Regions from separate parts of the Homo sapiens genome. Here region 1 is linked to region 2. A link is a contact called in ENCODE Hi-C or POLR2A ChIA-PET data. All regions are on one chromosome and are shown on one strand. Each heading gives the region's core, a stretch centred on a gene start or an enhancer-like site at or near the end of the contact. The rest is flanking DNA. Distances are from core to core; before and after follow the strand shown. Region 1 overlaps AKAP6 (A-kinase anchoring protein 6). Region 2 holds the start of AKAP6 (A-kinase anchoring protein 6).

Region 1 (7,455 bases), core at 2,940-5,439, 79 kb before region 2:
CTCCTTAAAAGCAAGGATTGTGTGACACAATTTTGCATCCTACATGGTGTCTCACTCAGACTCTTCTGCATAGCAGGCATGTGATATGCTTGTACTGAATATGTAAATGTGTCAAGGAGTGAGTGAGACACTGAATGCATGAATGATTCAATTAGTGAAGAAATAAAAATTCAATAAAGTCTTTATATAAATCAGCTGGTAGACAATTGTATGCTACCTACTAAATAAGAGGGTGTGAAATAGTTAAAGAGAAAAGAAAATCCAGAAAAGCTGAAAGTAACTACTGGAAAATGTTTTTTTGTTTGCTTGTTTTATGTAATAAAGGAACTTTTGAGGTAGCATTCAATCTGGACTCTGCCTCACAAAAACCAAGATCCTGACAAATCCATTCTACTTACCAATGTGTTTTTTTTAAAGCCATTTCCTGGTATTAGCTTGTAAATGAAGCAGCTATCATTACGGAAAACATATTAGAGAAGAAAAACTAATTTTCTACTTCTGGTAAAGACAGAAGATCAAATGTTCTCATTAGCCTCTGCTCCCTCCCAAAACCCATAAAAATATCACTAAAGAATTAAAAAAAAAAAAAAGAGTAAGAGAGATGGTAACAACAAGAGGATTTTGGAAACCAGAAAATAAATGGGCAAGAAATAATTGATTTAGCAGATCTAAGAAAGCTAAATCCTAAACTGGCAGTGGGGAAACTGAGAGTCAATCAAATTTATAGGTAGAGCCCCCAAATGCCCAAAAACTGATGACATCTTGTTCCCCTGGAAGAAGGGTGAAAGTGGGCCTAAACCTAAGATAATCACCTGGAAGCCAATTTAAGAACCAGCTAAAACCCCAGATTCCCTCTCTTGGGAGTCTGCCTCTCTATGCAGAGAATAAAATAGAGGGTCTCTAGATTAAAGGATACCAATGTTGAAGGCAGGGACACCTTACCCTAAACTGGGAAATTAGGTCAACATATGCTTATTAAATGTTTAAATCCTGTCTTCTTCCTCCATTCAATTCCCAGAGTGCAATCAGCAGGTGGGAATCTCATCAAATCTAAAGGAAATATCTAAAGATATTGGTGGAAGGATGTTCCATCAATAAACAGCCCATATCAACCTATATAGCAGGATTTCTCAATCTTGGCACTTTCGACATTTGGGACCAGAAAATTCTTTGTTGTGGAGAGCTGTCCTGTGCATTGTAGAATGTCTAGTAGTAGTACCTGTGGCCTCTACTCATTAGATGCCACGACCTCTCCAGTCATGACAAACAGAAATGTCTCTAAATATTGCCAAATGTCCTATAAGGAGCAAAATCACTCCTGGTTGAAAATCACTGCTTTATAGTGAGGCTCATAGCTGACAATTCCCTCTCATATACTCAGAGTTTCAAATCAGCTTCTTAGATATTAATGGATACTAGTTCAAGTTATGCATGGTTGAGCACAGATGCACTTACAATTTATGCTTGAATTAACAATTTAAAAAGCATAGTGTGATTTAGCTGTTTTCAACTAAGATTATTTTATGAAATCTAAATTTTTAAAAAATCTTTCTAACAACATCATCTAAAGTTAAGAGTATCCCAAAATAATTAAAAAGTAAAAAACAAAAACAAAAAACCTATTAATATGGTCTACCTATGGGCAATAAATCGAGATTTACTTTACCCCATAAATATCTAAATAGTTTGCTCTTTCTCACTCAAGGAACATTTGTTATCTTAATAATAATCTTTAAAAAAAAGTCTCATTATACATGTCAATGAAAAGAGTCAAACTCTATAAAATATTTGAAGAGATTTATTTTGAGCCAAACGTGAGTGACCATGGCCTGTGACACAGCCCTCCGGAGGACCTGAGAACATGTGCCTGAGGTGGTTACGGCACAGCCTGGTTTTATACATTTTGGGGAGACATGAGACATCAAACAAATACATTTAAGATGTACATTGGTTTGGAAAGGCAGGACAACTCAAAGTGGGGAGCTTCCAGGATATAGGTAAATTTAAATTTTTTCTGGTTGACAATGGGTTAAGTTTATCTAAAGACCTGGGATCAACAGAAAGGAAATGTTTGGGTTAAGATAAAGGGGTATGGAGACCAAGTTTTATTGTGCAGAGGAAACCTTCAGACAGCAGACTTCAGAGAGAATAGGTTATAAAATATTTCTTATTGGACTTAAAAGGGTGCCTGACTCTTAGTTGATTATCTCCTGGATCTGCAAAGAAAAAAAAAGGAGGGGAAGGGGATTCTCTACAGAATGTCGATTTTTCCCAGAAGAGGTGACTTTGCAGGGCAGTTTCAAGATATGACAAGGAAATATATTTGGGGTAAAAACATTTTGATTTCCTTCCTTATTTGTTATGTGATGTTATGCCAGAGTCAAGTTGGAAAGCAGGCCACGTTACACAGGGTTAAATAAAACCCCTCTGATGAGACTTTATGGTTTGCAGGGCATGACTCCCTAGGTTCCTTAGGTAGGATTTGGGCAAAATAAGAAAAAAAAGGCCAGAGTTTAGTCCTCATACATAATCAAGAGAAGTGAGTAAACCAAGTGGACTCTCCTGGAATGCCTCTGAGGTTCTGGTCTTTAAGAGATGAGCATCTGACATCAGTTGGAACATGTAGAATTTTATTACCTTTCACATTGTTTACAAGTTTTATTGTCAGTTTCAAATTAGAAGAGGAAGAAAATCTTTGTTATTAGGCCATATTACTATGTGAAATACATTTTGAATATAAGGAAAAACTTTTTAATGAGAACCACACAATTTCAGATAGAAAGGAACCTCAGAAGCCATCTGTCAACCTCCTGCCCAAGGAAGGAATCACCACTTCAAGAGTCCTGGAACATGTTCAAGGATAAGGGGCTACTGTTTTTTGAAGAAGATGGTTCAGTTGTGAATCACCTAGAAAGGTGCCCAAGTCTGCTTTTATAACTTTTATACACTAGTCTAGCCTTTAAAGGGGAAAAAAACTGTTTTTCTCTCTAACTCATCTGTTTCAGTTCAAGAATTCTGGGCTCCTTTGTCATCTGTGTAGTTCTGTAGTCCCTAAGATATGTCTAAGCCTGTATCTAACTCCCTTCAAACATCCTAGTCATCTAGGTAGCTGGCATTTTCAAAGTGAAGGGCATCTTGTATGAATTAGTTCATATGCTAATCTTTTTTGTTTTGTTTTGGTTTTTGAGACGGAGTCTTGCTCTGTGGCCCAGGCTGGAGTGCAGTGGTGCAATCTTGGCTCACTGCAACCTCCACCTGCCAGGTTCAAGTGATTCTCCTGCCTCAGCCTCCTGAGTGGCTGGGATTACAAGCGTATGCCACCATGCCTGGCTAATTTTTGTATTTTTAGTAGAGACAGGGTTTCACCATGTTGGCCAGGCTGGTATCAAACTCCTGACCTCAGGTGATCCACCTGCATCGGCCTCCCAAAGTGCTGGGATTACAGGCGATATAGGGGTGAGCCACCACACCCTGCCTATATAAACTAATCTTATTGGGTTATATCAACTAATCATGCCACACATGAAGCCTTTCACCAGCATTTTCCTTGCCATGGATAAGAAAGCCCCACCCATCACCAATATCCCTCCATCAAACCATGATCTACATTCCTACTCCAAGACCATTAGAGTGAAGGCACAAAGATCATCTACCTTCCCTACACATATCTCCTACTTGGAGATATTTCTAGACTAGAGCAAAGAATAGTAACTCTGGTTACAATAACAGACTAAGGTCAGGTCACACTCAATTTACTTGTATTCTTAAGAAAAACTCCACAGCTGATACCTGAGCTCTCATCCTTATGTTTAGAGTGGTTGCTCATTGAAAATTATATAATTTTATAAATTATATATTATATATTATAAATTGTATAATTATATATAAGCTCCCAGTAATTAAAACCATCACCCAAAACCAGTCCGTCAATTACTCTGAACACTGAAAACCTTTTTGTACAAATATTATTGCTAATCTGAGACCTATTCCTTTCTTTTAATCATTTTTACGTCTCTGACCCAATTGAGTAAAAGTCATTTTAAAGTTAAATTTACAACTACGTTTACAAGACAATGCAACATTTGAAGAATCATTAAAATTTTTATTATCCCTCAGCAGATTTTTGTTCTTTTCCCCTCCTTCCCTGTTCATTTCCAGTTGAAGAATCCTGGCTCCCAGCCAGCCAGAGTCTTGGAGGAGTTCTTGTTCAACCACCCACTCCCCGCTGCTAGCCATGGTGTGGCAAACAGAAATTTTTACTCATGCCATGATAACTACCTTCTTAGAAGTTTTCCTACCTCCCTTGTGTTACAGTCTGGGGGTGTTAGAAAGCCAATTATTTGCATGGGTTATGGAAGATTCTGACATCCCCTAGAAAGAGCCTAATCATCTGGCACTTTTCTGCACATCATCTGGCAATAAACACCATCTGCAGTTCAGCAAGGAAACTCTTTGCTGTGCCGTAGGATGTTTCTAAACTCCTAGCGGTCATTAAAAGCAATTATTTTACCCAGATTCATTCCTCCTACCAGTGTAGAAACCCTTCTCCTCCACGTTGATACATCCTAATCCAGAATCCGTGGGGATTTTGTATGGTTTCTGTGTGTTTGTGGAGGTTGGCAACAAGAGATGAGTACTACTCCACTGCTCTAAGTCTACATGGTACCATTTGATAGAGAGCCTGTAAGTCTAAAACCATGGGTTTCCTGAAAAACACTAGGAACTGAAATGAGAAGGAGAGATAGATCAGGAAGCGGAACAAAGGAAGAAGCAGAGAAACTGAAAAATTCAAACCACCTCACTAACATGCAGTAAATATCAGTTTTAGGAGCTCTGAAAACATGCCTGCACATCTGTTCAGGTCAGCCTCCCCAGATTCCTCTTCAGACTGGGCCAGGTAGGCTCAGACTCTGCCCTCACACTCATTGCTCTGTGGAGGCTGAGGCTCCTTTCTGAGCCTGTGTGGGGATCTCCTCACACATAGCCGAGCTGGAGAGCTGATGCAGCCCAGGCCTGAGAACAGTGGGGACTGGATGGTTTGTCTAATTCTCTGAACATAAACTTGGCAGGAGGTCCTTTGGGTTACTAAGCAACTGAACATCTGACATGAAGCCTATTAACAACCTTTTCCATAGATTAGTAAAAGTTCCCAGAACAAATTCATGTCTGGTCCAGTGAAGAAAGAAGAAGGAAACAGGGGTAGCCAAGAAGGGGATGGGAAAGGAAAGCCAAGATGGAAAAAGGAACCAGCCTGTCCTGTGACATGTGGACGTAGGAAGATGAGGAAGGCACATAAATGGAGGCACTTGGGTGAGAGTTGGAGGCATCCAGGGAAGGAGAATATGAATAAAGTATGGTATAAAATGATCCAGAATGGCACTTGCCACAAGCTCTAGGAAGCAGTCTTACGGCAAAAAGAGAACTTCCAAGGTTTTCATTTGTTATGTAGAATTATAGATCTTTCTTCCATTTTGTTATAATCATCCCCACTCAAGCACTCACCACAAGTACATGGCTGTCACAAAAATCTGTAAGGATAAGACACTAATGGGCTTGACAATTTCATGAAAACAGATAAGGAATGACTTGGAAAGTTCTCAATTTATAACTTAATGTCCTGGGTAAGCTGCCTTCCTGCGGCCCCTAGATTCACTCTCTTTCTTTTCTACTTTACTTTGCTGTGCCCAGGGTATAGACAATAAGGGACTGAATTGTTTGTGGAGAATTGTAAAACAATAATAAACTGACCAAAAGTCAACTTGCTTTTTATTAACACCAGGGCTAACATTCTTAAACTAAGAATTACTGCAATTTTAACAACATATAAGCCTCCAATTCTCTCTCTTTTTAAAATTTTCTTTATAAAAACATTGTATTCCCCAGGCCCAGTGGCTCATGTCTGTAATCCCAGGACTTTGAGAGGCCAAGGTGGGCAGATCACGAGGTCAGGAGCCCAAGACCAGCCTGGCCAACATAGGGAAACCCCGTCTCTACTAAAAATACAAAAATTAGCTGGGCATAGTGGCACATGCCTGTAATCCCAGCTACTCGGGAGGCTGAGGCAGGAGAATCGCTTGAACCCAGGAGGCAGAGGTTACAGTGAGCCAAGATCACACCACTGCACTCCCTCCCACCTGGGCAACAGAGCAAGACTCTGTCTCAAAACAAACAAACAAACAAAAAATTGTATTCTATTCTACATGGAAGCTAATTCAGAGAGCTTTCGTTACACTATCAGTCCTGACACACTTAAAGCCAGCTACACTCCTTCCCAGGATACATTCTAAGGGTCTAGAACCATTCAAGTTTGCTGCAGGAGCAGTTCCTACCTCTGGCCTCCAGAGTGCTACCTATTCCTTGTTTAAACAGTAGATTAGAAACTGATTTTCAAAAGGAAGAACTGAAACTTGAGTTATATCAATTCTGTCATTCTTCATGGACACTTGGAATTTTTAATTTATGTTTAAAATTTAAAAGAGTGTGTATTAGTCAATTCTCACACTGCTATGAAGAAATACAGGAGACCGGGTAATCTCATCACAGTTCTGCATGACTGGGGAGGCCTCAGGAAATATTGCAATCATGGCAGAAGGCACCTCTTCACAGGGTGGCAGGAGAGAGAATGGGTGCTAGCAGGGGAAAAGCTAGATGGTTATAAAACCATCAGATCTCATGAGAACTCACTATCACAAGAACAGTATGGGGGAAACTGCCCCCATGATTCAATTACATCCACCTGGTCCCACCATTGACACGTGGGGATTTGGGGATTATAATTCAAGATGAGATTTTGGGTGGGGACACAATCAAACCATATCATAATGAAACAGAGAATGAACTGCAAACTGAAATCTGAAATATTTTTGTTTGGTAAATGAAAATTTGAGATTATACATGAAATATTTTACCAAATTTGAATAATGTCAACATTGTAATTTAGTCTTTTAAAATTGTCAATTATATTTGTTGTGAAATTTAAGAATGAGTCAAAAAAACAATCATTATGACATCATTATTGAAAATAATTTTGTCCTGTACAAGCAAGGGGAGGGGTATTTAAAATGATCTGCTCTAGGTGTCAGCCAGTATGGAGCATGCAGAAGCAGGAAGAAGAGGAAGGTACATAAATGGAAGCACTTGGGTGAGAGTTGGAGGCATCCAGGGAAGGAGAATATGAATAAAGTATGGTACAAAATGATCCCAGAATGGCATTTGCTGCAAGCTCTGCCCTCTGCCCTCTGGCTTCTGATTGGGTTCATACAGGACCACTGGCTTGAGATTAGGAAAAGAGAAGAGTGAGGTTAGGACATTTATCCCTTCCCCTCCCTGCAGGCTTGCTCTAGTTTGCCAACATACTTTGACTTAGACCAGAGGTCACAGCTGTCATCAGGGGCCCTCCCCACACAGCTAGTTCTCAACATTCTCTCTCTCTCTTCTCTCTTCCACCCTCCCTCC
Region 2 (7,356 bases), core at 738-3,237:
CAGCTGAAGAGCACTTTAAACAAAAGAGACAAGAATTAAGCAAACAGAAAACTCATTACAATGCTGCCTTTTGCTTTTTTTTACTCCTAGAAATTCATGTTACCAAACAAGTCTTTCTTCATTGCTCTTCTTCAGAAATAATACTTTAAGAAAATTCTAAAAGGCACTAAGTGATTTTATCCAGATTTATAATCTAGCTACAAGACATACTTTCCCTTCCCCCATCACCATCTAGCACTCTTCCCTGTCACCTTAGAGCTTTCGACTTAGATGTGTTCACACCCAGCAGTCCCAGCAGAGCTTTCTGCTCACATTATATGACATAAAAAAGCAGGCAATGAACAATTCATGCTTCTAAGTGCTTGCGATAAAGCCAGGCTGAGCTGACCTCTCCCATCCTATACAGCTGCATGTCAGAAACATAAGCTTAAAGGACTGAGAGTAGCAAGCATGTGCGTGATGTGGTATAAACAAACAAATTAAAACCTGAGGCCTTTCCTCTGGCTGGTGCCTAATGGGACTAGCATACTTAACTCTGTGCAAAAAAAAAAAAAAAAAAAAAAAAAAAAAATCACTCCAAGCTAGCTAAAGGTATTGCTTTTCCTGCTTTCCATGATATATCTCTTTAGCCCCAATAAACAGACTAAAAGAAGAGGAATTCAATGGTTGCCATTCTTTCGTGTAAGACTTTTTGAGTAAAAACTATCAATTTGGCAGCATTAAGCCACAAGACCACTCCCTGATTCTAAGTGGACATATTGATCAATTGAACTGACATGTGCCTCCTCCTTTCTCTCCCCTAGTAGCAATCAGCTGTACCAGGGAAATCCATTTCATTTCCCAAAACAAAAGGCAACATTCTGCTCCTTATCTGACACTGTCAGACTAATTTTTTAGAAAATAATAATAATAATAAAGATGCCTAAAAACAGAGCTAGGAGTTGAAATGAAAATGATACGTGTTTAGAGTTTTGGAATTGAGTTGAGGTTATGACTGAGTCCAGAGGTCTGTAATCCCTACAACCACTGAGGACCCTGATATTTATTCATCATACCCAGATTTTTGTTAAAGTTAAGCAAGGGATGGCAACACCACTGCCACTTCAGAGGCTCTCCCAGGGTTACCCTTCACTGCAACTGCCGCAGAGAGGAGACTTGTTCCTTTCTCAGTTACAAGTCAGCCTGCAAACAACTCCAGCTATTTCAGAGACTAGCTAGAGATGGAAAAATATGTGGCAGTCTTTCAACTAACTCTGAAGGACATGGGTTGAAGAACTACCATATAGATCAAAAGGCTCAAATAATTTCATTTGGTTTAGGTTTTTATGCTTTTAATAAATTCTGTCTTGAATATGCAAGAGATCCCCTTTCACATCAGGGTTATGTCAAATGCTTATTCAGCATTTGTTCCTTGCCATGAAGAAACTGAAACCCAACCGAGGTAAATAATGAATTTCATACTGCAAATCACTGAATATTTCATAATTCACAAGAGCAAAGAGGGGGCCAATTAGCTCTGCCTCCCAAAAAGAAATCTATATTTTTACAATGCTTAAATACTGTTAACTACTCATTTTAAAGCTTATCTGGGGTTTTGCAATTGAAAAATCATCTTATGTTTATGAAAAATTCTGTAAGAACACTTAAAAATAACAGACAGAGCTGGAGCAAGAATAATTCTACATATTTTAATTCCTATATGACTCTTACAGGCCTTTGTCTTAACCCGGCAGCCTGAAAAACGATTTAGGTAAAACAGCCCTTCTTTCCCCAGTCCATTTTAAGCAGAGACAACATCCCCCAATCTCCGCCTTAGCAGACACCGACTAACCAACAAAACAGCCGTGCAATTAAGGCCCAGACATTTAACACTCACCATCTCCTGATCCCACCGTCTTCTTTTGATGTTTACAGCACATCTGTAGGATGCAATACTAGGAGATGCCTTGTTTGACCTGCTGCATGATGCTGTGACATCAGTTCAGATGATGCAGCTCATTATGGGAAAGACTGCTGTTGCTATGGCAACTGGGATGTGCTAGGAATCCTTGCTGCATTTCCAGTGGAGCCTGAGACAATACGGAAGCCCTGTAAGAAACAGACGATATGCAAAATTTAGACCAAAGGAAGAGGATTCCTCATTGGACTAAAATCCATAGGTTTAAAAGGGATTTCCCTGAAAGCATTTTGGAAAAAACAAAAATTATCTCCCCCTTTGTTGTTATACATTTAGAAAAAAAAGGTGGGAGGAGAAAATAGAATTAGTACTAAGCAAATAAAAACTGAAATGTACAATGTTTCCTTATTAGACAATTTGATCACTTTTTCCTCCCTGGTCAGCACTGGGATAGCTTTTTAAAAGTTATTAAAAAGAATTTTTGCTCATCTGTCAAAGACCAAAAGAACAAAACAGCGAGCACAAAAATAATTAAAAATGGAATATAAACAGCTGACCAAATGACTCTAACTCTCAAGTAAACAAGTTTTAATTCTCAAAACATGGGCAAACCCTTGGCCAATGAAGTCTGTCCTGGTTATTTTCCCTGATGAACACCAACCCACAGAACCTTCCCATGCAGAATAAACCCAGCTTTCACCTGGTCATCAGATAGGCAGCAAAGGGAAGTTTGGAATCTAGAGGGGCACAACACACCACCCTCAACTTCTACTGACCCTTCCTTTGGCCTGCAGGGAACCCCTCCTTCTCATGGCCAAAACGCATGTGAGTCTTTTCTGGGATCAAACCTAGTGGTTGGAACAAGTAGCAGACCTGCTAGAAACTTCCTAAATCGTTGGCATTCCAAACATTGGGGTCTGTTTTCTTCTTTTCTGAACAATAAAACTGCCTACCACACAGATTATTTGTGCCCCTCCCCAACCCCAAAAGCTGGAACTGTGTGAAAAGCCACATTTAAACAAGACACGGTAAGGCATTTCTCCAGTTGGTAAAAGAAAAGCAAATCTAAAGCAATCACTTCTTTCCAGTCCTGAGCAGAAATCAACGTCATGTGGTGAGAACTGGGGAGAAGGAGATATGGACAGAGCAGCCTATGTTTTGCATATTTAATATTTGCAGGCCATTGATAGAGAAAAGCAGAATCAAGTTGACCTGTATCCACTCCGTCTTCACAACTCTGAAAAAGAACAACATTCCAAAAGCTTAAAACATGAGACAATTATGTTGTCTCCTCCTGCTTGAGATTTTAAAATGGCACTGTTAACCACCAGCATAGGCGGTGTGGGATGAGTGGCAGAAGGAATTCAGGCAGTGTCTCTGTAAACAGGAGCTAATAAAATGCCTGAGAAGTGCCAATATCCCAGCAGCGTGCACCATCAGCCTCGCACAGAGCAACCCTGCCCTAGATGGGAAGACAGACTTGTTCTTGCTTCATCTAGAGAGGAATTAAGAGACCAAAAGCAGGAGGTGAATCTGCCTGCTTAGGTCCTTTGTGGCATCAGCAGAGCCTGACTCCCTCCCTTTATCTTAGACCTCAGACCACATGCCACACACAAGGGGAGAAGTAGCAGGCAGCTACCCCAGTACAAAGAGTACAGATCTGAGAGTCAGGAAACCCAACTGTAAATGTCAGGTCCTCCTAGAGCATCTGTGTGATATCAGGCCAATTGATTAACTTCTTGGGGCCTCAAGTTTTTCATCTGCAGAGATGATTGATTTAGCTAATAACCATAGTTTTCAGGTTTTTCATTAGTAATATAACCTTTCTTTTAATGATACAGATCAAAGCTGGACTGCCTTGGTTGAGGCAAGATAAGAAGCCCAGAGCCCAGACTGATGAGCCATTCTCAACCACTGCCTCCAACCTCATTTGCTGTAAGCTGACTCTTTAAGATACCTCTGAAGAACCCTTCAGTCTCTGGAGAAGATAAAGAGACATGGACCTATTACAGAACAAGATTAGTCTTTCCAGAGCTGAAATCCACATGCTATAAAGAGGAGAGGACAGGGTGGGAGCAGGTGTTCCAGATTTGAATATGGCTTCTCAAGATGGTAAGAATCTTGTTAATCTTTTTTGCCAGAAGCAAGTCAATCATTTGATGGGAAGAAATGGATGGCTCATCAAACCTGAGGCCAGGTCAAACTTTTAGCAACCTGGACTAGCTAAATTGCTTGCCCACAAAATGGCACTCACCAATGAAACGGAAGTAGAAGTGGAAACCATCAACTCCAAAGGTGGCTAAGACCAAGTGTCTCTTCTTCATGTTTTCCTGTCCTGCTAGCTGGATGCAAAGAATCCAGTGGAACTCTGAAGCCCAGAAAGATAATGGCCACACATTGTGGATGGAGCCTGGGTCCCTGAATGACTGCATGGAGCTCAACCATCCTCTCCCAACTACCTATTGACCTACACTGGGCTGCAATGAGTGAGAAACAAACACCACCAAGATTTTGGGGTAGTTTATTCTGAACAAATTATCCATTTATAGATAAAATTATAATTTAATAAAATATAAATTTTCTAACAAGATTATATTATATATCATTATTTATGATAAAGTGACAGTGTTAAAAACATGTTCCTTTATTGCAGACTTTCTTTTTTTATTTTATATTACTTTAAGTCCTGGGATACATGTGCAGAACATGCAGGTTTGTTACATAGGTATACATGTGCCATGGTGGTTTGCTGCACCTATCAACCCATCATCTAGGCTGTAAGCCCTGCATGAATTCGCTATTTGTCCTAATGCTCTCCCTCACCTTGCCCACAACCCCCCGAAGGGCCCTGGTGTATGGTGTTCCCCTCCCTGTGTCCATGTGGTCTCATTGTTCAAATCCCATTTATGAGTGATAACATGCAGTGTTTGATTTCCTGTTCCTGTGTTAGTCTGATGAGAATGATGGCTTCCAGCTTCATTCTTTTTTATGGCTGCATAGTATTCCATGGTGTACATGTGCAACATTTTCTTTATCCAGACTATCATCGATGGGCATTTGGGTTGGTTCCAAGTCTTTGCTATTGTAAATAGTGCTGCAATAAACATACATGTGCATGTGTCTTTATAGTAGAATGATTTATAATCCTTTGGGTATATACCCAGTAATGGGATTGCTAGGTCAAATACTATTTCTGGTTCTAGATCCTTGAGGAATCGCCACACTGTCTTCCACAATGGTTGAACTAATCTACACTCCCCAAAACAATGTAAAAGCGTTCCTATTTCTCCACAGGCTCTCCAGCATGTGTTGTTTCCTGACTTTTTAATAATTGCCATTCTAACTGGCGTGAGGTGGTATCTCATTGTGGTTTTGATTTGCACTTCTCTAATGACCAGTGATGATGAGCTTTTCTTTCATATGTTTTTTGGCCACATAAATGTCTTCTTTTGAGAAGTGTCTGTTCATATCCTTTGCCCACTTTTTGATGAGGTTGTTTTATTCTTGTAAATTTGTTTAAGTCCCTTATAGATTCTGGATATTAGACCTTTGTCAGATGGGTAGACTGCAAACATTTTCTCCCATTCTGTAGGTTGCCTGTTCACTCTGATGATAGTTTCTTTTGCTGTGCAGAAGCTCTTTAGTTTGATTAGATCCCATTTATCAATTTTGGCTTTCGTTGCAATTGCTTTTGGTGCTTTAATCAGTAAGTCTTTGCCCATGCCTGTGTCCTGAATGGTATTGCCTAGGTTTTCTTCTAGGGTTTTCATGGTTTTAAGTCTTTAATTCATCTTGAATTCATTTTTGTATAAGGTATAAGAAAGGGGTCCGGTTTCTGTTTTCTGCATGTAGCTAGCCAGTTTTCCCATCAGCATTTATTAAATAGGTTGCAGATTTTCTAAGAGTTTTCAATCTGCTAATATGCATTGAGACTCTCCTGTAGAAATATAGTATGCAGTATTTTCCTAATTTATATTTAATCACAGAATCCTTTTTTCATAGACTAATGTTCCATTGGGTGTCCATCTGCAACATAGTAAATATGACTGTAAACAGCAATGAGCTAGAACACCACTAAACCTCCAATTCAGCCTGCGGCTGCAGAAGAAGGAAAAAATAAAACTTCTCTCACCTTCAGCACAACTCAGTCTGCCTCCAATCTTTCTCTGCCATCCTGAACTGACAAGACAGAAATCTGGTAGTATCATTTGCAGACAGCAACATTTATAGAAATGTTTCCTCCTGGTCATTTTTTTCCTATTTGTAAGTAGGCATTGGCTATAGTTTGAGTGTTCCCTCCAAAATTCATGGGTTTGGTTTTCTGGGTTTGGTTTTGTTTGTTTGTTTGTTTATTTGTTTGTTTAAGAGGAGGCATCTCAATATGCTGCCCAGACTGGATTCAAACTCCTGAGCTCAATGAATCCTCCTGCCTCAGCTTCCCAAGTAGCTGGAACTATAGGCTCATGTTGAAACTTAATTGCCCTTGTGATGATACTTAAGAGGTGGAGCCATCGTGAATAGACTAATACCACTATCATAGGAGTAATTTAGTGACTGCAGGAGTTCAGCCCCCTTTTTCCATCTCTGCATTCTCACCCTCTCACCATGTGATCTCTTCCACAATGTTATGATTCAGCAAGAAGGTCATCACCAGATGCAACCCCTTGATCTTGGACTTCCAGCCTCCAGAACAAATAAACTTCTTTGTATATAGATTACTCAGTGTTAGATATTGTTATAGCAGCAAAATATGAACAAAGACAAAGTTGTATTCCAAATTCTTATTATTTCAAAAGCAAATTAGTATTATTTCCAAATCATTAACTCATGATGTAAACATACATCTTGTGTTTGCATGCTAGGGTTTTAAAAAATCTTAAAGCCATTTCTGAAAATGCAGCAGGCCTGCATCTCTTGGTATACAATGAGAAAATTTGTAGATCTGAGGAATGTGTCTGTTAGTTAAGGAAGTACTAATGGATTTCACAGCTAAGCTGCTAAATTACTCTGGCTAAATATAGTTGTGTATGTCTTATTCATTTGAACTCTAACTGAATATTCCTGACTGCAGATGACCTTCTATGTGGTTATTCAAGACCTCTCTCTTGAGGTTTCACCTTCCTCTAATGCCTTACATTCCTGGGCATAAGTTGACCAATTGAGGAAAGATGGGAGATGGTATAGGGGAGGTTTTCATGGGCTAGGTCTGGAAGTACCCTTCTTCACTTCCACCCCACATTCCACTGGTTAGAACTTGGTCAAATGGCCATACCTATTGCAAGATAAGCTGGAAAATAGAATTTAGCTTTGTGCCATGAGAGAAAAGGAAACAGCTAAAATGCATAGTTATCCAGTTCTGCCACATCATGAGATCAGGAATATGATCCTTGCTTCAGGCTGCATTTTACCTATGTGTCTGCAATACCTTCACTGAGTCTTCTGAAGCTCAACTGAACGTT

The links. Hi-C counts contacts between places; a loop is a spot of excess contacts on that map. ChIA-PET counts read pairs that join two places held with the same protein, here RNA polymerase II (POLR2A).
Region 1: a loop to region 2 is called in a map of posterior vena cava, with 14 times the contacts of the local background. The contact joins the enhancer-like site here to the promoter of AKAP6 in region 2. A Hi-C loop is called at or near these places in 1 of 168 maps with a recorded cell type or tissue (posterior vena cava). POLR2A ChIA-PET finds 5 or more read pairs at or near these places in 2 of 52 experiments (Caco-2 and H1).

Annotation. Positions count from the first base shown.
Region 1 is chr14:32,404,930-32,412,384 of GRCh38, reverse strand. All of the region lies in intron 1 of AKAP6 (A-kinase anchoring protein 6), which reads right to left. Among named protein-coding and RNA genes, the nearest start is that of AKAP6, 79 kb to the right of the region's middle. Within about 2 kb of position 4,189, at least 5 of the 41 ENCODE cell types and tissues checked have a DNase peak (open chromatin) inside an H3K27ac peak, as active enhancers do.
Region 2 is chr14:32,323,929-32,331,284 of GRCh38, reverse strand. It overlaps AKAP6 (A-kinase anchoring protein 6), which reads right to left and starts at 1,987. Exons shown (of 14, transcript NM_004274.5): 1 at 1,877-1,987. RefSeq lists an enhancer at 1-22.